Regions from separate parts of the Homo sapiens genome. Here regions 2 and 3 are each linked to region 1. The links are chromatin loops, found by intact Hi-C in ENCODE. Cell type or tissue: heart right ventricle. All regions are shown on one strand.

Region 1 (5,000 bases):
TGTATAAAACAGTTTTCTGGGCTGATTATATGCAACATATACTGAGTTGATGAAATTGATTGGTATTTGCTCTTTTTCACAAGGAACTTATTTCAGCTAGCTAGTGAGGGTAAAACTATATGTATCTTTGCAAAACCATCCACATTTACCCTTTGAAACAGATTGTCTCAAGGATTCTGACTCCATCTAAGAATATATCCATATATTTGGAGCTATGCACCTTGGAATGTGTGACTTTCTGTCCACGCTTTGCTGGGAGAGCCTGATCTGAAGGGAATGTCTTAATGCAAGTGCAGGCTCAGTGATGTGCACTTGGGAGAAGGGAGGGGTCAGTAGAAACTTCTTGACAATGACAAGATGTTGAAATTTAAAAAAAGGATTTAAAACCACCGAAGTGTCTGGCCTCCTCTCTTAGTGAAAGTTGATTACCACAGATGATAATATTTAGTTATATTTTAGTTAAAATACTATTTAATTATTAATAAAATAGTAAGAAATGTGATTAAAATATGCTGGGCTGATAATATATTATTGGTTTCTGTTTCATTAATAATAATTTATAAAAATGGATGAATACATCATCTCAAATGAAGATATCAATTCCTGACACAAGAGGTTTCTTTATTCACCTTTGGCTGCTTCAAGGTTTAATAATAGAAAGCTAAAGAAACCAAGAGGACAGAAGACTTTTATCACCTTCTAAATTTAGGGCTTTGAATGATAAGGACTTTATGTGTCACAACACTAAACAATTTCACCTACAGAGTGCTACAGTGAAATTACCACTTATTTGGGGTCCCCGAGATAGCACATTTCATTTTTACCTTGTTTTATTTTACCTATTTCCTGGGAGCAGGCTTAGTCCTACAAGGGAAATACAAAAGCTCCCTTCACACTATGATATGAGAACTGTAAATAGCCCTGCCTGGGAAAACTGATCTTATCCAGAAAGTTTACTGGGCAGACATCTGTACTGTTACATTAACTATGACTACATAGAAAAGCTCCAGTCTAAAATGTGTAAATACCATCTGACCAAGGCCTTTGGGCCCTCCTCTCTCACTAACACCCTAGGAGACGTTATCCTCCACAGTTAAGATGCTGATTTCCTGATGATGGGATGGGAATGGAAAGAAACATGAAGGCCAATCCGAGGAAGCAGCCCGCAGATGAAGAGAAATCTATTTCCATTAATATTTGCTAGGGCCAGGCTTGCAGGGAAGAAACTGGGTTTTAGTAGTTTCTCTGCTGATCCGTACTCATTATCAGCTGTAACAGACAAAAGATGAAGATGGGAAAAAGAGAAAAAGAAATTTAAAAGATGCAAAGGCAAACCATCAATACTCAACTTTCAAGATACTACAAACCAGAAATTGTGTGAGGAGCTTCTAAGAGCTGCAGTTTCCTCTCTGATTCTGGAGAGAAGAACAGTTCAGGAGAGATCAGAGTATTTTCTCATTTAAAAATGATGTAGCAGTTGCTAACTCTAAAATATTGCTGGGAAGATAATGATGCTCATTTGCCTCAGAACCAGACAAAGTGAGATTGGACTCCAACAGGAGGACCCCACGGATCCTATACTGCTTTAGGTAATATCACAATTCCTATATTCCCTTAAATTTTATTTTATACTTTAAACACAAATGCCATTGAACATCATGTCTATTCAGAGCTCACTATTTTTCTGACTCCTCATCAAGCAGCAGAGTTAATGGATTTTGCAAATCAACTGCATCATATGGCAAAAAGATTCCTGAAGTTAGAACCAGAACTAGGCTTGGTTGATTGGTATTGATTATCTTTGTAACCTTTTGTAATTCATATAAACTCATTGAGTCACACATAATATGGTGAATATCCTTATCCACATTAAGGATTTTTTTTCATGAACATTAAGTTGGACCTGGTATTGAGCAGAATACTTAATAAGTTAAATACATTATGTTATAAAAGTTGGGTCCTCCCTAACTACAATTTAGCCTATAATCAAAGGCGGAACATCAGTCACTGACTCTGTCCTAGAGTGTGGGAAAACACTGGGAACATTATCAATCCATCCAAGTGTCCGAGAATAACAGAAACCCCCGCTTTCAAAAAACTCTTTAGAATGAAAAACGTCACATAGAATCACATCGGCATCTTTGAGGGGAGATTTTTCCTGCATATCCTCTTCTGAACAAATTAAGTAATAAAAAGTAAGGCAGATGGGAAATCAAAACTTCATCTTTATAACTAGAAGTGAAATTGGGAGATCATAGTTTAGTGGGAGAGCCTGGTATAGCTGCTGGCTGAACCCACTAATTAGAAACACTTACCCACCCAATCAAAAGAGCACTGAGGCAGATCTTTTGCCCTTTCACCCTTCATGGGCAGAGCGTGTCCCAGGAGGAGCAGAGCAGAATGCATGTTTCCTGTAAATGGCTTGCTTTCAAGAGAAGGGTAAAACTGGGCTATGTATGCTCAATGTAGTTATCCATAATTAACCAATAGAACAAATCACCACACCACTGCCACCTTGGGGTGAAATGAGTAAATGGCAGACAGAGACCAGGAGTGAGCATATTTTGTCCCACAATCTAGGACAGAGTCAGAGTCATTTAACTGTGTTCCCAGCATAGGAAGGAAACATCAAAAGTAGATTAGGAAACATCCCTCGTAACAATTCTCTTTTTGATCTCTTGACCCCTTGGGCTTAACTCTCAATCCCCCATGGGAAAGGGACCAACAATCCTTCAGGATATTTTTGTTCCCATCTTGAGGCCATTTCCTCAATAAAACCATTGTTCCTTCAACTGACTAGAGTTCATATTTATTTACAGTGTGTTTAGATAAAATTTATATACACTACAAACCACTTTTGTGTTTGTATTCTAAATTTTTTTCTGCAACTAAAACTGTTGCTTTTTAAAGAATATCAACAAATAACATTTCTCTTTTCTGCCCCAATTCTGAGTAAATTGAGAAATAAAACAAATAGTAAGGCAGATGGAAGATCAACACAGAGGTAGCTTAGTGATCGAGTCAAATGGGCTTGCCAGATGAACTCCAGAAGTGGGCACAGTTCCTTGCCCAGCCAGTGCCAATCCTGCAGGGAGAAATCCTGTCCTGGAAGAAATGGAGCAGAATGCCTGCTCCCTGATGGCATTTTATTTCCAAGGGGAAGAGGAGCTGAATTGGGCAATGTCTGCAAAGTCAGTCTCCCCAGGTCGATCAATTAGTACATCTTCTAATCCTACCTTTCATCTTGCCTTGGGGTGAGCAAAGGGGCAGGGATAGTCTAGAAATTATATCAGCTTCCTTCACAGAAAGAAAACAGCAAATACTAGGGAAAAAAGTGCCCCCACCACACTATTTTAATACTGTGTTTATTTAGAAATTTTATATATTTCATTTTTTCTCAAATTCCAGTGGTAATTCATGCTACTTGCAACAAGTAAAACAATATAATACAACACTATATACGGGCAAAGGTCATCACTGCTGTTCCCATGTGCCATTACAGCTCTTCCTAAGATGATCAAACTTGTCAACCTTTCGATGTATGTATCCTTCTAATCATTCTGATTTTTCCTTTTCTAAAATATTTTCTTCATTTTGTTAATAATGCTTCTGCTATCCATGGGTAGCAAACGTATGTTCCTTGATATTCTTGCAAGAAATAACAGTTATTTCCCAGTTTCTGTTGGTCAGAAACTCAGGCACAGTTTAACTGGGTCTCCAACTTCATGAATTGTCACAGGCTACAACCATGCTGTTGGCCTGGGCTACTCCATCTCAAGGCTCAAGTGAGGAAGGACCTACTTTCTTTTTTTTTCTTCTTTTGAGACGGAGTCTCGCTCTGTCACCCAGGCTGGAATGCAGTGGTGCGATCTCGGCTCACTGCAAGCTCCGTCTCCCAGGCTCACGCCATTCTCCTGCCTCAGCCTCCCGAGTAGCTGGGACTACAGGCACCCGCCACCACGCCCGGCTAATTTTTTTGTGTTTTTAGAGACAGGGTTTCACCGTGTTAGCAAGGATGGTCTGGATCTCCTGACCTTGTGATCCGCCGGCCTCGGCCTTCCAAAGTGCTGGGATTACAGGCCTGAGCCACTGCGCCCAGCCAGGAAGGACCTACTTTCAAGCTCACTCAAGTTGTTGCTGGAAAGAAACAGATCTCTGTAGGTTGTTTGTTCCTCCCTGGCTGTTGCCTAGAGCAGCACTCTCTGACCTTTTTAGCACCAGGGACTGGTTTCATGGAAGACGATTTTTCCATGGACCGGGATTGTGGGGCATGGTTTTGGGATGATTTAAGCATGTTACATTAATTGTGCACTTTATTTCTACTATTATTACATTGTAATACATAATGAAATGATTATACAACTCACCATAATGTGGAATCAGTAGGAGCCCTGAGCTTGTTTTCCTGCAATGAGATGGTCCCATCTGGGGGTGATGAGACACAATGACAGATCATCAGGCATTAGATTCTCATAAGGAGCAAACAACCTAGATCTCTCACATGTGCAATTCACAGTAGGGTTCATGCTCCTGTGAGAATCTAATGCCACTGCTGATCTGACAGGAGGCAGAGCTCAGGTGGCAACGCGAGTGATGGGGAGCAGCTGTAAATACAGATGAAGTTTCACTGCCTCCTCCGCTTCTCACCTCCTGCCATGTGGCCTGGTTCCTAGCAGGAAACAAACAACTACTGGTCCATGGCCTGGGAGTTGGGGACTCCTAGTCTAGAGGACTTCAATACAGCAAGCAAGCAAGAAGAGTCAAAGAGAGCAAGAGTGCTAGTAAGACAGAAGTCACTATCTTTTGTAACCCAGTCTTAGAAGTGGTAGCCCATCATTTTTGCCATATATTTAATAAAATTCAAAGCAAATCTCTAGGACCAGCCCAGACTCAAGAGAAGGGAATTGCACAAGGGTGTGAATTCCAGGAGACAGAGATTATTGGAGACGATATTAGAAGTCAGTCTACCACACAGCCCTAAAACATTGTTGCTTCATTGT
Region 2 (5,000 bases), 340 kb after region 1:
CGAAGTAGCAGGGACTACAGGCGCCCACCACCACGCCTGGCTAATTTTTTTGTATTTTTTAGTGGAGACCGGGTTTCACCGTGTTAGCCAGGATGGTCTCGATCTCCTGACCTCGTGATCCACCTGCCTTGGCCTCCCAAAGTGCTGGGATTGCAGGCGTGAGCCACCGCACCCGGCCAGCTGCTACTAACAAACTATACTCTTAGCTTAATGTCAGTAACTCTTACCAAGCCAGAGTTCATGAAAAGTACTCACAAAGAAAAAAACATGGTTCTTTAAAAATATATATAATTTCCCCAATTGTCTGTCCCCTTGGGTATTCTGTAAAGTAGAACATTTAGCTCTATATAATTCAAAAAAAATCTATACATAGCTTAGGGAAGGAACCATAAATCTCATGGGTCTCAGATTCACTTCCTGTTGCCTTCCTTCATTACACGTTTAAAGATAATCAATAAAAACTGATTTCTCTTTGTAAGCATTTTCCTGTTCTGCCAGAAATAATAGCAGGCCCTGCCCTAAAATGAAGGAAAAATGGAAAGCAATATTTACCATAAGAGGAGAAAATGAAACTGCTTAAGCATTTTTCCTGAGCCAAGTGAAACACAAACAGCAGACCAACTTTATTCTTACAGAAAAAAATTTTAAATACTCTTGGCATTAATTCTATTCTTAAAATCTATTCTTAAAATTTGTAAGTTTTCAAACTCTGAATTTACATTTCCACTTTCAATGACAACTTCTTTAGGTTTCCTAATAGTTTTAAGTACATACCTGTGTAAATATACATATCACATGCAAGACTTTTGTCAGTGTTAAACATTGAAGCTGTAAAGAGATGACAGGTAGGTCCCCCACACTGCCTCCCGGGAGGGACTAAGGTGCAAACCCAATGGGAAAAAACCCAAATGAGAACAAAGTTACATCAGTAAGGAAAGAATGGACAATTCTATCTCACTTTAAAACAAAACTTTCTATCTCATTTCAAAACACAAAACTTTGCCACTTGCATTTTCAGCACAAGAATTAAACTTTACTGAAAATGTTACTTGAAAGTTTTATATTAAATACTCTGAAATAATCCATTGGGGTTCTCTAATATGGGGAGACTGTCTCACAACTACTCATTTTTAATTCATTTTTCTTCTTCTGGATTCTTCACAAAAGACTGTAAGAAAACACCAAATGAGGGAGTAACAGACCTTTACTTTGTAATGAAGTTCCAAATACATTGTATAAGTTTTCCAGGCTTCCTATTTCCCTTCACTCTGCACTATCTATGGAGGTTGTCATATTTCACCAGGGTGGACTGTAAATCAGACAAGTTCAGCCAGTCAGGTTGAAGAATGGAGGTGAAAAGCACAGTGGAAAATACATAAAGTACAATTAAAACCATATGACCAAAGATATTGAAGCAATACTTGCTGGAGGGAATCCAAGTAAAAATCAAACCTTTTCTGGCGTTAGTGAAACTATCCAGTCCATCTGGGACAAGCACACATCATTTGCTAAATATCCCTTTTCTTTTTTTCCACAGCAAGAGCACCCAGGAAAGTTAAGACCTAACAAGGTAATTAAGTGGATAGCTATCTCTGTAGAATAGTTAAGTTCATAGTTGTTATATAAAACTGATCTCTCATTTAAAATAGTTAACATTTATTTAGAAATAGAGTTTAAGATTGGGCAAGAGTAAATTTTGCATCCACCAAAGTGTATTAGAGGTTCATGATAACAATGTTGAATCAAAAACCTTTTCCACTTTTCTGTGAAATCTTTACCTTTAAAGACCCGAGGATTCCATGAAGACAAAGATAATCTAATTGTCTATTGTTTAACATAACGAACAAGAAGCTATAAAATCCAAACTGTCGCCCCTACTACACCTCAAACAACCTAGATGTTACTGTTTCACATAGGTGGCACTTAGCAGGCCAGTGATGTATATGTACAGAAATTAAGAACTCTTGAAGTTGTAAAGCAGCAATTCTGACAATAATCTTGACTTTGGCAACCTATCATCAAAGCCATTCCAAATCTATTTCTCTTATGCATTCCAGGTGTCATTTATAATAATCTCAGTAGACAACTGAAACATAACTTTTAATACTGCTTTGGGATTCCAGTAAACAACTCAAGCTCAGCAAGTCACTTACCCCCAAGAAACTGAATTCCTCCAGCCACTCTTCCCACTGTCCTGGAGATGAGGTCGGAAACACAGCAACCCATGAGGGCAGTGAGCGCCACCAGGAGGAGGAGGCCACAACCCAGGCCGGTCACTATGGTGCAGATCCTCCATTCTGCGCTGGGGATGCCCTGGAAGGAGGCATAGCGCCCACATTCCTCCACCATCACCATCATCTGCCGACTCTCATCATGCACAGGATATGAGCACCTCCGGAAGGTACCGAAGGACACAGGCTTGCCCAGCTGTGATCCCCAGAGCCAGTAAGGCATAAAGAACCCCACGCAGGAGGTGGCAGCACAAAGAAAAGACAGCAAAGCCCAGATTACTCCAGTACAAGTCAGGCTGGATGCCATCTTTCACCAGATAGGGCAATGAGGACCCCAAGTAAGTGTTCAGGGACTGCAGGAGTGAATGAAGGTGTGAAATCACCAGGGACCCACAGATAATCCACAGTTCCGTAATGCAGAATGGATCTTCAGTCTTACTGGGCATCAACTTTCCATCCTCTGCACTAAAGATGATGGTCCCTGGTAAAACAACAGGAAACATTAAAAATTAAAGGCATTAAAAGAAGTGATAACACTGTTTCAGCTAGTCTACAATTTTCAATTAATAAACATTGAGACTTGCCTCAACACTTTAAAAGTGGGAAGAACTAATTCTCTCTATGAGCTTCATAACTCGATTTTTGTCAAACCAGCTCAAAGCTTTTTCATGTCTTTATCTTCCGTAAATATTTCCAAATTAACTCTGACAGCTATTTACTTAAAGAAACGCCCGATTTTTATTTGACAGGCCAATGAATTCATTCTATATATTATATACTCACATTAAAAGTAATGTAGCACTTTCACTGGGCAATAAACAATTAAAATAAAATGAACCATGCCATGATTTCCATTTTTTGGCTTGCAAGTTCATGCTCATAGTTTGTTGCAACTTTTCTATGTCCCTTTAAGGGTGCATTAACTCTCTGCATGAGCCAAACAAACTAATTAGGATAATTTTTCACAATTGCAGAGTACCATAAATTTAACAAGCATTATGGTCTGCGGAGGCACCCACAGTACAGAACTATTACCAGACACTCTTTGTACTCATTCAGCAGCATTTCAGAATTTCTTTAGTCTTAACATCTTCTAGTGTAAAAGAATGCCTGTGTATGACTTATTTTGAGTCTGCAGTTTTGATTCATTGATTCCAACAGTTCTATTGCAATCATTTCTCCCACTGAATGATTGTCTAATTTGAACAGCAATCCATACTTCCCAGTATGCTACATCAAACCCCAGTCATCCAAATGGTTCCAGGGGCATCTACTTCCACCCCAGCCTTTCAAAAAGAGTTCCTTAACCATTTCTCACACTTTCCATAAAGAAATGAATACAGAAGCACAGAGCCCATCCACCCTAGAATTCCACCCCCAGGACCCCTAACTCCAGCTTTCAGGGTCCATAGCAAATTTCCCCCTTTCTTCACCTCGCCCCTACCCGTTTTTTTCTCTAACCACCGCCCATTTTCAGTTCTGGATGTCACTCAAACGGGAGGTCGGCTACTACTTTTTTTTCTAATCTTGTCAACTGCAGTCAGGGCTGAAGTTGATCTATCTGGGCCACGAGGCTGGGGAAGACCAGCAGGGGGTGGCCTGCGGGCAGGGGGCCCCCATCTCCAACTGCGGTGAGGCGCCCTCGCCAAGACAAGCCCATATTTAGCCCCCTGCCATTGCCTCACCGAGCCACTCCACCCATGGAGACACACAATGATCCCTCCATTCTAAAAGGGGGCAAGAGGCATTTTCCAGCCGGCTCTGGACGAAGGGAGGGGATAAGGATGGGAAGGCAGCACCCCCCGGAGGCAGACGCCAAGAGCGGACGCGGCTGGCAGGCAGAGCCGACGGATCCGCCGAGCTCAGGAAGTCCGGAGCCCGGGAGCAGCCCAACTCCGGCTCCGGGGCAGAGAGGGAGCCCGGGAGAAAGCAGCGGAGCCCACGCCCACGGGGCAGCCGAGTGATTTACTTACATGGCTGGCGGGCGGCGGCCACCTTCCCTCCCGCGTCCCGGGCGCACACACAACTTGCTGTCTTTCTCGGGCGGGAACATCCACGGGAAACCGGACCGTCCTGCCCTTCTTTGCCTCTGTCCCTAACAGCCGCAGAACCCCGGGGCCCGACCTGGAAGAGCAGGGGTTGGCAGGAGGCGGAGGGTCTCCAGAAGCGGGCTGGCACCAGCGGAGACCCCCACTCCCGGCGAGTCCGCGGCGGCAGCTCTGGCGGAGCGCTGTGGGCGCGCGCGGGCGCCGGGGATCGCACGCAGAGGAGCGGATCTCCCTTTGGCAGGCGAGGCACGCACCGCCTCCTCCCCTCCGCTGCCCGGCCCTCCTCTTTCTCCAGTCCCCTCCCCTCGCGCCCCGGGGAACTCCGCGCAGACAGACCCAGGACGCACCGGGGACGTTCCTGGAGCGCCGGGAAGGGAGTGGGGGGGTGCCCCGCTGTCCGCGCGGGTCCAGGCCCACCCCCGGGGGCAGCTTTCGCGGCTCCTCCCCTAGCCCCGAGCCCCCTCGCGCCCCCTCTCCCTGCGTCTCATTCAAAGCTGAGTGGGGAAGGCAGACAGACCGAGAAGTATGGGAGAAAGTTGCTTGTCTTCCTGGGTGACCCCGAGGAGCCACGGAAGATGACACACTTTGCCTGTTGGGGCTTTTCTGGGTTTACTGTTCGGGTTTATGCTCCTGTTTTCCTGCCGCCGTTAAAAGAAGCCGTAGACGGGAAAGAGGGCCTTAAAGAGTGGGTAAAGTGGCCCCTTTGAGATTTGAGGAGGCT
Region 3 (5,000 bases), 140 kb after region 1:
CCCACTTTCCCAGTCTTTATGAAAGGAGGAAGTCACATTCTAGAAGGTGAGCTGTATGCTACCATTCTCCATGGACGTTAACATTTAGAAGGGAAAAATCAGCCCTCAGTCTGTGGTAGGCTTTTCACCCAACTCTGAATGGCTGCTGGTGGCAAAGCAAAGGTGACAGTGGAGGAAGTTTGCTTTCAGTATAGATTCTATTTCCTTTACATTAAAACCAACAAAGGAAATGCGATTGCTTTCTAACAAGCCTTATAAACAGACTATTTTCACAATTTGTGTGCCTTAAAGCTGCCTGCTATGAAGGCATAGGGTTTTACTTCAGAAAGGAAACCAATGGAACATCTAGTTTTGCAGCTTTTTCTGCTGTGACCCTTGAACCTCTGCAGGGTGTTGGGGGTGTCTCTGTGGTGTCTAAAGAACATGTGCCCAGGTGGGATGGAGCAAGGTGAGCTTGGGGGATGCAGAGCAGAGATGTTGCCCTCCACTGCTGCCCCCACCAGGATGGGGCTGCTCTACCTGCTTTCTGATGGGGCTGCACCTGATATTGTATATAAGGGCAAGGTTCAGCTCCTCCATAATTTTGAAAACTATCCTAACCTGGTGTTATTGGCTAAACTGCATCGCCCTATCTCCAAAACAGAGGTATATTGAGGTCCTAACCCCCAGTACCTCAGAATGTGAACTTATTTGGAAATAAGGTTGTTGCAGATGTAATTAGGTAAGATGAGATCATACTGGAGTAGGGTAGGTCACTACTCTGATGTGACTGGTGTCCTTATAAGAAGACAGCCAGGCTGGGTGCAGTGGCTCACACCTGTAATCCCAACACTTTAGGAGGCCAAGGCAGGAGGATTGCTTGAGCCCAGGAGTTCAAGACCGGCCCGGGCAACATGGCAAGACACCATCTCTCCAAAAAACAAAAATTAGCCAGTGTGGTGGTGTGTGCCTGTGGTCCCAGCTACTTGGGAGGCTGAGGTGGTGGGAGGATCACTTGAGCCAGATAAGTCAAGGCTGCAGTAAACTGTGATCATGCCACTGCACTTTAACCTGGGTGACAGAATGAGACACTGTCTCAAAAAGAAAAAAAGACAGGAAGACAGGCAGGTGAAGACACACACACACATACATACACACACACAGAGGCAGAGTTTGGAGTCACGCTGCTTTAAGTCAAGGAATGCCTAGGGGAACCAGAAGCTAGGAAGAGGCAAGGAGAAACTTCTCTAGAACCTTCAGAGGGAGCATGGCCCTGCCAACAACTTTATTTCAGACTTGTAGCCTCAGAACTGAGAGAGAATAGATTTCTGTTGTTTTAAGCCTCATGATTGGTGGTCCTTCCTTATACCAGCCCTAGGAAACTAAAACACCTAGTTAAAAATATATTCTTCTCTCATTTAATTTGTTTTACCCTCTTAGGCAATAAGTTAATAAAGTAAATTGAAAAAAAAAAGTAGATTTTCTTAATTTACTAACTTCTGTTTCCCACCCCATCCTCAAATGTCTTAAGAAAATGGCCCCAAGAAGAGACATAGATAGAGGCTCTGGTTTCTCCAAGCACAACATCACGGCTCACATGCCCTAGACTCAGATGCCACACATAACACCATCAATCTCTGTCTTACCACTGTGTCAAAGAAGGGAGGTCGATCCAGGATCCTCACTGCTATAACCTGGAGGAAGCATAACTTACACGTCAGACATAGTTAACCATGCATGCCTGACATGTGAGATGCAAGCTGCATGATCATAATTTATATTTAAATAGCTTCTTTCTCCAAAGAGCTTGAAGAAATTTACCGACTTTTACTTAATTAATTCTTGTAAGTCATCCGTGACGAAGGTAAAGTAAGGTCATATATCCCTCTTTCCTCTGGCATCTCAGGGTTTGGCTACTTGTTCTCCACTTTTTGTTTTTAGAATTGTGGAGTTTCTCCTCTCCAAATGCACAGACTGTTATTCTGAAGCCAATGTTTGTATTTCCATATAAACTCTATTTCTGGGAGCTTCGGAAAGAAGCTCTTTGGAAAGAAACTTGTTCCGGGAGCCACGGAAAGAAAATAATTTCCGTTGTCTTCCTTTTGTTGGAAAGGGGGGGTTACTCAGAAAGGCCCAATCTATTCTGAAATTACCATTTATTTAGAGCCGTAACTAATGAATTATTTTGAGATCTAGGAAAGTCAGACTTTGTGTGTGTGTGTGTGTGTGTTTGTGTGCATTTGTGTAGAGAGAGACAGAAGCAGTAACTCTGCTGAACAGCATTAGAATGACATAGTGTTTTAGGGTGGAGGCAGCATCTCAGCCAAACTTTTGTTCACCACACACATCTTTAGTGACACTTTTGGCCAGTCTTCAGGGTGTGTTCCGTGGGCCCTCCTCCGAGGACTGCATGGCTGGGACACATGGAGACAACATAATCAAGGAAAGAGAAGAAGGAAGGACTTCGGAGGCAAACTCCATTTCAACCAGGGCTGCTTCTCTTTGCCTGTTTTCCTACTGAGTTTCTGAATAAGCTCAATGAAACAAAATTTTAAAAAATTGTAAAATCTCCTAAGGAACTTCCTGGATGTTACATGAAGATTTAAGAAAGAATAGTAAATTTCTTTGAGCTCTTTGAAGAACAAAGTTATTAAACATTCTGGCATTGAGTTCTCTGGACCTGACTTGAGAGGATCTTCCTTTAATTTACCAAATAGTAAGAAAGATGTATTTCCAGAAACCTGTATTTCTCAACTCCCTAAAGGGTAAAGCCTTTCTGCAAAGGGCAGAGCAATGGTAAGCTGCTTCAGTCTTCACTAGCCCAAACTTGAGGTGACTCTGCAGAAGTGATACATTTTACCAGCCTTGGAAGCTTTGTTGGCACTAGTTTGCCTTCTTGGATATTGTAAATTTACTGGATTTAACCAAGTGCCACCAGCCTCTAAAACAGGGGTCCCCATCCCCTGGGCCACAGACCGCTACCAGTCCCTGGCCTGTTAGGAACAGGGCCGCAGAGCAGGTGGGGAGCGGTGGGCAAGTGAGCATTACTGCCTGAGCTCCGCATCCTGTCAGATCAACAGTGGCATTAGATTCTCATAGAAGCACAAACCCTATTGTGAACTGTGCATGCAAAGGATCTACGTTGTGCACTCCTTATGAGAATCTAATGCCTAATGATCTGAGATGGAACAATTTCATCCCCAAACCATCCTCACTACACCCTCCTGTCCATGGAAAAATTGTCTCCACAAAACAGGTCCCTGGTGCCAGAAAGTTAGGGTTTGCTGCTCTAGAACAGCAGAGTACGTTTCATAATCATTCGACACAAGTGTGGCCAACCTACCCTACAACTCCAAGTCTTTCCTAGTGCCTTCCTAGTGCCACTGATTAGTGCAGGAATTCAAGTTTTAAAAATCCTATGGTTATCCAGACACCATAAAAGGGGCTTTCAAAGTTTCAACATACATGTTTGTAAGCCAAAAGAGCATAGGGTCAATCTGGTTTATTCTGCTGGCTTCTATTAAAATATATAACCATATTTCTATAGTACTTACAGCTATCTTGTTGAGAAAACACAGACACCACAGTCTAAAGTGGTTTTACATATTCATTTCTGTTTAAAATGGTCTGAAGAATTCAGGGAAAACTAAATTTAGCCTCTTTACACAGAAGAATATTAAAACAGAAGGCTCTAAACCAGCAAGAAAAGTATTTTAATTAGCATTTATTAGAGGAGGAAAATGATAAGTAGGAAAGAGACAAACTTGGAAGCAAGAGTTGAACAAGCTCTTTCTAAACTCCTATGACAACACTTATGTAGGTGTATCTTAATTGGAAATTTAGGATAGCAGAATTGGCAAATCAGGACAAGAATTATGAACTCTTTTTAGTGGAAGAGGGAGAAGCATGGGACTTGAAAGGATAGCGTCCTATAAAGATCACGCTGTGGAAAGCAAAGAAATTCACTGAGAAGCCAAAATGTTATGACTAATATTGCCTCTTACATTTGTGGTAAGATAAATTCTGGCATCATCGGCACCTGAAAGGAGATGAAGGGGATCCAAGATCAGAAAACTCTGACTGCCAGGGTTAAATAAGAAAATTCATAAAACTAGGCCAGGTGCAGTGGCTCACGCCTGTAATCCCAGCACTTTGGGAGACCGAGGCAGGTGGATCACCTGAGGTTGGGAGTTCGAGGCCAGCCTGACCAATATGGAGAAACCCCGTCTCTACTAAAAACACAAAGTTAGCCAGACCTGGTGGCACATGCCTGTTATCCCAGCTACTCAGGAGGCTGACACAGGAGAATTGCTCGAACCCAGGAGGTGGAGATTGCGGTGAGCCAAGATCGCACCACTGCACTCCAGCCTGGGCAACAAGAGCAAAACTCTGTCTCAAAACAAAAACAAAAAAGAAAAGAAAATTCATACAACCAAATTTGATCCAAGAAAGCAGGCCTAAGTAAGGTGAAAATTATTAATAGCCAAATTTAAAATGAAGGGTGGCAATAATGTGCACCTCAGCATACCTTCACTGCAAATTGGTATTTGCTGTTGATACTAACTTGGAAAAAACACTGACGTGAGTTCAATCAAAATCTAAGTCTCTAGAAAATAATCAGGTGTTTGGTTTCACAGCCATACAAGCCCCATTTTCCATGTTCAATAGCCACATGTGGCTGGTGGCTTCCATACTAGTCAACACAGATGGGAGACATTTTCATCATTTGCAGACAGTTCCACTGGACAGTGCTGTGTTAGACAGAATGGTTTTCAGACATTTCAGACTACTGTAAGAATGGCAAGGCCGGGCGCGGTGGCTCACGCCTGTAATCCCAGCACTTTGGGAGGCCGAGGCGGGCGGATCACGAGGTCAGGAGATCGAGACCATCCCGGCTAAAACGGTGAAACCCCGTCTCTACTAAAAATACAAAAAATTAGCCGGGCGTAGTGGCGGGCGCCTGTAGTCCCAGCTACTTGGGAGGCTGAGGCAGGAGAATGGCGTGAACCCGGGAGGCGGAG

Evidence for each region. Peaks named below come from ENCODE experiments on the same cell type or tissue, not always from the same donor. Only the 100,000 strongest peaks of a DNase experiment are listed, where the experiment ranks them.
Region 2: a loop joins it to region 1, with 4 times the contacts of the local background. A loop is called at or near these places in 77 of 110 quality-filtered maps.
Region 3: it touches region 1 in a loop (2.3-fold over the local background); 7 of 110 quality-filtered maps call a loop at or near these places.

The regions. Positions count from the first base shown.
Region 1 is chr13:39,260,641-39,265,640 of GRCh38, forward strand. It overlaps LOC107984579 (a long non-coding RNA gene), which reads right to left and starts at 523. Exons shown (of 3, transcript XR_001749843.1): 1 at 1-523. RefSeq lists a silencer at 2,558-2,607. In heart right ventricle, CTCF peaks have their summits at 2,530 (motif pointing left) and 2,733; a DNase peak (open chromatin) is centred at 2,521; H3K27ac peaks cover 3,357 bases.
Region 2 is chr13:39,598,679-39,603,678 of GRCh38, forward strand. LHFPL6 (LHFPL tetraspan subfamily member 6) reads right to left here and starts at 4,515. Exons shown (of 4, transcript NM_005780.3): 1 at 4,205-4,515; 2 at 2,154-2,712. The coding sequence starts at 2,538. LOC112268119 (protein SPT2 homolog) reads left to right here and starts at 2,646. Exons shown (of 4, transcript XM_035861111.2): 1 at 2,646-2,715; 2 at 3,772-3,862; 3 at 3,966-4,964. The coding sequence starts at 2,646. RefSeq lists a silencer at 4,410-4,709. In heart right ventricle, CTCF peaks have their summits at 2,252 and 4,027 (motif pointing left); DNase peaks (open chromatin) are centred at 2,263, 4,173 and 4,543; H3K4me3 peaks cover 5,000 bases; H3K27ac peaks cover 5,000 bases.
Region 3 is chr13:39,395,719-39,400,718 of GRCh38, forward strand. All of the region lies in intron 2 of LHFPL6 (LHFPL tetraspan subfamily member 6), which reads right to left. Among named protein-coding and RNA genes, the nearest start is that of LHFPL6, 200 kb to the right of the region's middle. In heart right ventricle, no CTCF peak of the experiment used is centred here; a DNase peak (open chromatin) is centred at 2,348; H3K27ac peaks cover 4,313 bases.